2 separate regions of the Homo sapiens genome follow, and region 2 is linked to region 1. Evidence: read pairs that join two places in POLR2A ChIA-PET (ENCODE). Cell type or tissue: OCI-LY7. All regions are shown on one strand.

Region 1 (4,000 bases):
ACCAAGAAACTACTACCTTTGTTTATAGGTCATATGGTTATCACTCAAACTTAAAATATATATACTCAGAGGTATATAACTCTGACAATCAATCAAAGTCAACACCCGTTAGCCCAAAGTCAGAAAAGGAAAATGACAAAGGAAGAGACAATAAATGATTGAAAGAAATACAAAAGAGTGAAATTAACTCCCCTGCCCATTAAGTTCTTTTAAATTAAAAATACCCAATCATAAAAAAAAATACCCTATCATTCAACAAGTCACACTGAATTAGCAACTCAGGAACACAGTATTCATCCTCATTCTCTGTCTCCCTCTCCCTACTCATTCTCATGTTCTCAGTGCCTCTTTCAATGATATGAAGTTACAACCAGGTACTGGATTGCTCACCTGATTTTTGGTTCTTATGACAGTGCTTTTGTGTGTGTGTAGTTAGTTGTTAAATTTTGACGTTCCTGCAGGGGAAGCGATCAGTGGAGGCTTCTATTCAGCCATCTTGCTCTGCCCTCTTAAATTAAAGTTGATCATACATATGTACAGGACAAAACATAGTATATATAGAGTTTAGTACTACCTGAGGTTTCAGACATCTAATGGGGGCCTTGAAACATATCCCATTCAGGAAAGACCACTGTGTAGTGTTTCTTGTTTAAAACAAGTAGTCTAACACTGAAACTGAACCAGAAATTCTGAATGTTAGAGAACTGTAACTGCACAATTTATTCTTAAATGTAAACTGTCACTGTGAGAAGCTCAAATACCAATACTCCTTCACTACCTGCACTGTCTTCAAATCTGGACCAAGTCATCTCTTCCGATGACTACAGAGAGAGAGCCAGTGGTAAAAGCAGTATTGTGCAAGTGGCTAATCTATCAGAGGATTCATATAATTTATCATCTTTGGCTAAAATTCAGACTCCCCAGGAATTCTTGCTTCAGGACTGTTTTCAGTCTTCCCTCCTAATGTTTCATCATTTTCAAGCAATTAGTCATAATTATTTCTCTTAATTTTACCTCCTTTCTCTATTTTTCTCCTTTCCTGAGATAGGGATATAAATAAGTACTAAAGTACCTAAAGATAAATAATAGTGAGAGTAGTATAAAAAATGCTTTTCTATTTTGAAAATAGTTAATAATATCTAAATTATCCTTGTTTCACTGCAATCCTTTGGGTCTCTTTGGCAAAAATAAATCACACATCTAATATTAAAGAATGTTGCTAACAGACAAAAATGTATTGGGTATGCTTAAATCTCATTCTTATATATTAGTTATCTAAAAAATCCATTGGAATAAATTGGGTAGCAGGATGTCATATAAAATTTTAGCTCAAAAGTTACTTTGGCATAGGGGTCAATATGACCCTAGATCCAATCCTTGCCTCAAGCTTTTATCTTACTGCATAAAAAGCAATAAAAATAGAAGATGCCTTATTCGTGGTCAGACTTTTAAAAAAACAGCTTTCGTTAGTTGGCATCCTAAATTTTAAAACTCGTATTTTAGTTTTATTCATTTTTAGACTTTTAAAAATTTCAAGTAAAGCTTTTAGTTTGAACGAATATGATTCCATCTTTGATACTTAATTAGTGGCTTGCTATGTACAGTTATATTATTTTAATGTTTAGTAATAAACAAAGGAATCATAATAGTTCTAAAGATATGATAGCTTTCTAGAAGATCTTACTCTTCAATGTGATATGGGTGAAAAGTAAGCATTTAGTCTAACAAGGATATTACTTTTTGTTTACTATACATAACACTTTCAGGATCTGTAAAATTCATTTAATTATACAAATATTTATTGAACCCTTATGATGTTCCAGAAACAGCTCTGGGCTCCAGAACTACATTGCACTTTGAGTATTTTATTTATAAAGACATGTTTTCTTTAGAAATACCAATTTAATAGTAATTTCTTTGGCTACTAGTCCCAAAACATATTTTTAAAAAATTACCTGTAGATGTTCACTACTTATAAAATATTACAGCATTGATTTAATGTAGAAATGGTTTTCCACTTTCAAAAATCAGGAAGAACTCTACTACTATAAATATAATACCTGATTTGCTCCTCATATTGCATGTAACAAATACAGTATGATTCAGAATGTTTGTAATAATTACATGAAACTCCTCTCCTGAAATTCCCCAAATTTATTTTTATTTTAATAGCAATCTGATGACTCCTTAGGAAATATCTATATGAAAAGTAATACTTATAAGACTAGTACCAAGGAAATACATTTTATGGGCCAAGACCTTAACAGACATCTCACCAAAGGATATATGCAGATGGAAATAAACATATGAAAAGATGATCCATATCATAAGTCATCCGGGAAATGCAAATTAAAACAATGAGATGCCACTACACATCTATTAGAATGGCCAAATTCCAAAACATATCAAATGCTGGTGAGGATGTGGAGCAACAGGAATTCACATTAATTGCTGGTGGGAATGCAAAATGGTACATCCACTTTGGAAGACAGTTTGACAATTTCTCACAAAACTAAATATACTCTTATTATATTATTCAGCAATCATGCACCTTGGTATTCACCCAAAAGAGCTGAAAACTTATGTTCACACAAAAATGTGGACACAGGTGTTTAACGCATCTCTATTAATAACTGCCCAAACTTGCCAACAACCAGATGTTCTTCATTAGGTAAATGGATAAATAAACTTGGAACATCCAGACAAGGGAATATCATTCAGTGTTAAAGGGGAAGGCCGGGTGCAGTGGCTCATGCCTGTAATTTCAGCACTTTGGGAGGCTGAGGCAGGCTGATCATGAGGTAAAGAGATCGAGACCATCCTGGCCAACATGGTGAAACCCTGTCTCTACTAAAAATATAAAAAGTAGCTGGAACTACAGGTGGCACTCACCTGTAGTTCCAGCTACTTGGGAGGCTGAGGCAGGAGAATCGCTTGAACCGGGGAGGCGGAGGTTGCAGTGAGCCGAGATTGCATCATTGCACTCCAGCCTGGTGACAGAGCGAGACCCCATCTCAAAAATAAATAAATAAATAAATAAATGAAATGAAATAAAATAAATAAAAAATAAAATAAGCTATTTAGTTATGGAAAGCCATGAAAAGACATGGAAGAACCTTAAATGCATATTAAGTGAAAGAAGCCAGTCTGACAAGGCTACATACTGTATGATTCCAACTATGTGACATTCTGGGAAAGTTAAAACTATAAAGACAAAACAATAAAAATATCAATACTTGTCAGAACCATGGGGGGCATGGATGAATGAATAGAGCACACAGGATTTTTAGGGTAATGAAAATACTCCGTATGATGCTATAATGGTGGATGTGTGTCATTTTCCTTTGTCCAACCCCTAGCATGTGCAATATAAAGTGTAAACTCTAATATAAACTATGGACTTTGGGTGATAATTGTGAACCCAAAAGTATCTGAGACAGGTCTCAATCAATTTAGAAAGTTTGTTTTGTGAAACTTAAGTACACTCCCATGACACAGCCTCAGGAGGCCCTAATGACGTGTCCTCAAGGTGGTCAGAATACAATTTGGTTTTATAGATGTTAGGGAGACATGAGCCATCAATCAATACATGTAATATGTACATGGGTTTAGTCCAGAAATGCAGGATGACTGGAAGAGTGGACTTCCAAGTCATAGGCAGATTCAAAGATTTTCTGACTGGCAATTGGCTAAAAGTGTTATTATCAATAGAAAGAAATATCTGGGTTAAAATATGGGGTTGTGGAGACCAAGGTTTTATCATGTAGGTGAAGCCTCCAGGTAGCAGGCTTCAGAGAAAATGCATTGTAAGTGTTTCTTATCAGACTTAAAGAGTCTGTTCCATCAGTAATTCCAACACGGAGGAGGGTATAATGGGGCCTCTGGCTCCCCTTTCTCATCAGGGTCTGAAACTAGTTTTCTAGGTTAACTTTGGAATGCCCTTGGCTGAGAGAAGGGGCCCATTCAGATGGTTGGGGGCAGGGAACTGGAATTTTATTTT
Region 2 (4,000 bases), 140 kb after region 1:
GGAACATTGTCTGCAGCAGCAGAATCAGTGTCAGGTTTACAAACACCTGTCTGGACAGATGGGACCAAATTGAGTATAAGGGGCTAACACCACTCAGCAATATGGCCTACAGCAAAGGTTGTGTCACTTAAGGACCATCTGCCACTAAGCAGTTAACATGATGTCAGTCTAACGAGAAAGTTACCAGAGCACAAATGTGGCTATAGGGCTAAGAAACAATCCTGGACTTCATTTCTCAGGAATACCCAATCACAGCAGCCTTGGTAGCCTGTGGTTTAGTTCATCACCAACCTCAGCAAACTCACCCTGGCCCACTGATTTTCCTATTGCCTCTTCTGTGAACAGCATGACAGAGTCTTTTTTTGTGCTTTTAGCAAAGACCCATATGGTGTAACAACTCCTATTCTTCCCTATGTTTTCTCTACTACAAAATAATATTTCTAAAAACAAGAATTCAGCACATACAGGAAAGTATTCATTACAAATAATGGAAACATAAAAGCAGAACAGGAGCACATTCATGTTATCTGTATTATTTTGAATAGTCCTTATCAGTAATACATTTTTCTGTAATAAAGTCTGTTAGTTAAGGATTTTAAGATGGATGCATTAGTTTAAAACTATTGTCTCGAAATCTTTTTTCTTTTCTTTTTTTTTTTTTTTTTTTGAGAACGAATCTTACTCTGTTGCCCAGGTTGGAGTGCAGTGGCATGATCTTGGCTCATTGCAACCCCCACCTCCTGGATTCAAGTGATTATCTTGCCTCTGCCTCCTGAGTAGCTGGGATTACAGGCGCCCATCATGCCCAGCTAATTTTTATATTTTTAGTAGAGATGGGGTTTCAACATGTTGGCCAGGATGGTCTTGATCTCCTGACCTCATGATCTGCCTGCCTCAGCCTCCCAAAGTGCTGGGATTACAGGCGTGAGCCACTGCGCCAGATAATTGTCTCAAAATCTTTAAAAAAATTTTTTTGGCATTTCTCTTTTTAGCAAAAATCACAAAGAAATGCTTTCAAAACCACAAACCATATTTTTGTTTATTTTGATACTTCAATTTATGTTTGATTTTGAGCAGAGGATTTAAATACTTAGAGCAAATCATTCATTCCTTGAGAAAGGGCTGTTCCTTTGGAGCGGGCTATATCTGTCAATCAGCTCCACCAGCCCAGCAAAGAGCTAGGGTGTGAAAGGAAAGCCTGTTTTGTAGATGAAAACAATGTAAGCATCTAAACGCCCACCACCATGATACTGCCACTTTGTTCTCATTTTAAATATGTTGAGGCAGGAGTCTAGGTTCATGTTTCAACAGCCAAAACACTTTTATTTAGACGATGAAGCAACTTAAATGATTGATCTTTTCTCCCTTTCTGTAATTAAGTTGGAACTGGTCATTACTGGTTCTAGGTTGACAGTCTCTCCATCTCCTTGTCTTCTCCTGCTGGAGGCAAAATGGGGGGCTGTGTCTGTGAGCTGTCAGACTGGAACTCAGAACTACCAGGAGTGGTCCGGAAAGAGGTCCTGGATCCTCACCTCACTGTCCCCTCTTGAGAGTGGACTGCCTCTCCTCACCAGCACCTGGCCCTGCCCCTGTCTCCTTTTGCCCACAGCATGGAATGCTACTTTACTTAGTCCTTGAGGAAGTAGCCCGTGCTACTACTTTCCTACAGCCTGACATCTCCTTTCCTGCCAGAAGAAGGAAGTAAGAAGATAGCATAGCCTAGGTGGGGACACCTGGCCTACACTCCTTCTTTGTTGACTGTTTGGTTGAGCCAAGATTTCGCTGCTTATGCCATTAGCCAATGCAGTGGTTTCTGATATTATATCCTAATTTTAAAAAATTATTTGTATGTGTTTTATTTTATGGAAGTAAAATTCAGACTGCAGTAGAAAAGATTTATTTCCAGTTATTTGCCCCATTTCTTAGTTAAAAGGAAGTGGAAATTAATATCAGAATTCCACTATGTATGAGTAATGTGTGTTTTTAATTGTAACTTAGTAATTTAGCAAATACTTAGGGAATGCCCACTGGGTGGCAGGCACTGTTCTAGGCACAATAGATATAATGACAAATTAGATTAATTTTCTGTGGAATTCTAGTAGGGCAGAAAGACAGTAAACAAGTACAGGTACTGTAATTTCATTTCGTGATAAGTTCTAAGAAGATAAGTGGGGGTGAGAGGATACAGAGTGCTGGAGGGGTGGGTGCACTTGGTATAGATTAGATGGAAAGGGAAGGAAAGAAGATGTTTGAGCAGTTATGAATAAGGTGAAAGTAAAAGGGCACATGTCTGATGAAGGTTGTTCCAGTCAAAGGCAACAGCGCACATAAACCATGGGGATTCTGCAGATGTAGGTGTTGGCATGCTAAAGCTACACATTCCCAATTTTAACTTACTTACCTACTTTCTACAGTCATAATTTAGAGAACATCTCTAGGTGTAAATAATTATTTATTTTGATCAGCACCTCATATAGAGAATACATGAAGATCCTGTTCTTTCCCGCTTCTAGCCACATCCTTCCCGGCAAGGGAAGGAGTTCCTGCAGCCAACAAGTGCCCAGTCTGAGCCCGCAAGCCACATCTAGCCCATACGCTAGATCACAATCTTCTAGACTCCATGACTCCCTGCCCAGAGGCTCCAAACCCACTTCCAGGGAAGTGTGAGCCAAATACATGGCCAAGAAGAGGCTCAGAGGTGACTAGGAGAGGATGTGGCAGATGAGTAATGAGCTTGGCCATAGGGGTTCAGGTATCTGTCCTAATGTACATGAGCCTATTCACTGGGCAGGACAAAGCCAGGAATGGAAGTTGAAGTAGGACAGGCTACTGGTGGGGGCAAGTTCCAGGGTAGAGCTTGTGAAGAGGGCTAGGAGTCTAAATTGGACTCTGTCTTTCCAGGTCATAATGAAGATAGATGATAGGCTATATTTTATTTAACGGACTCTGAGCTTGATTGATAACTTTCAAGGTAAGCAAACATGCACACCAAACAAAACAGTTGGGCCTTTGGAAGAACTTGAAGCACAGATGTATAACCCAAGCCACCAAGAAGATGGAGAGAGGATGCCACACCACTCACTTTATTCTTTTCTGACTACCCCGTTGGCCTTTTTCATTCCAAAATAAAATTTTGCTCTTCCCCCAGTCAAAAATAAAAATGTTATATAAATAATGATGTAAATACACACACACACATTAAATGAACATATATATGCATAGGCTTGAAAGGACAGTTACTAAGATATTAACAGTGGTTATCATCAGGTAGTTGGGTTGTGAATGCTTTCTTCTCCCTTTTGCAGAGATTTTCTAATTCTTCAGTCATAAGCACGCATTGCTTTTTAAGTAAGATAAAAGCAATAAAAGCTTTTTATACCTTAAAAATGAAAAGACTCCAGGCCGTAAGTGTCTGTTCTATTTAATATAACATTTGCTGATTTATTTTCTCCTCAATTATTTTTACTTTTAGAAAAACACTAATAAATTTATTCTTGAAATTAACATGTTGTGATGTAAGTTAAATGGCAAACAAAACATACCCGTCAGAAGGTGGTAGAAGGAACTGGAACAGGAGCTACAACAGTCTATTATTTTCTAGGCAGCCCCTATCATCCCATAGCTAAGTGATTCATTGAGTATGCTTGAGTCTGATATGCCTATCTTTTGGAATTGCTTTATCATTGCTATATAATGTGATTTATTTGTGACATAAATCACAAGATAATGTTTGTGAAAGCAAAGTGTAGTCTAATACCAAACATCAGGGCTTACATCTCATATTTTCCATGACTTTAACCTTGTGCTGGTTGTTTGATCCCTCTGTGCTTCATTTTCCTCATTTGTAAAAGGAAGTAACAGTGCATCTATCTTGTAAAATTGTTAAAAGGATTAAATACATTAAAAGTGTTTAAAACAGTGTCTGGCATATAGTAAGCACTATGTAAATATTTAGCTATTATAAAATAATTTCTGAGGTATGGGTTACAATGTAACACTG

The links. Peaks named below come from ENCODE experiments on the same cell type or tissue, not always from the same donor. Only the 100,000 strongest peaks of a DNase experiment are listed, where the experiment ranks them.
Region 2: POLR2A ChIA-PET joins it to region 1 with 7 read pairs; 2 of 35 experiments call an interaction of 5 or more read pairs at or near these places.

Annotation. Positions count from the first base shown.
Region 1 is chr14:38,336,773-38,340,772 of GRCh38, reverse strand. No RefSeq gene overlaps it. Among named protein-coding and RNA genes, the nearest start is that of CLEC14A, 83 kb to the right of the region's middle. In OCI-LY7, no CTCF peak of the experiment used is centred here; no DNase peak of the experiment used is centred here.
Region 2 is chr14:38,200,222-38,204,221 of GRCh38, reverse strand. No RefSeq gene overlaps it. Among named protein-coding and RNA genes, the nearest start is that of SSTR1, 5.7 kb to the left of the region's middle. RefSeq lists a silencer at 624-918. In OCI-LY7, no CTCF peak of the experiment used is centred here; a DNase peak (open chromatin) is centred at 1,711.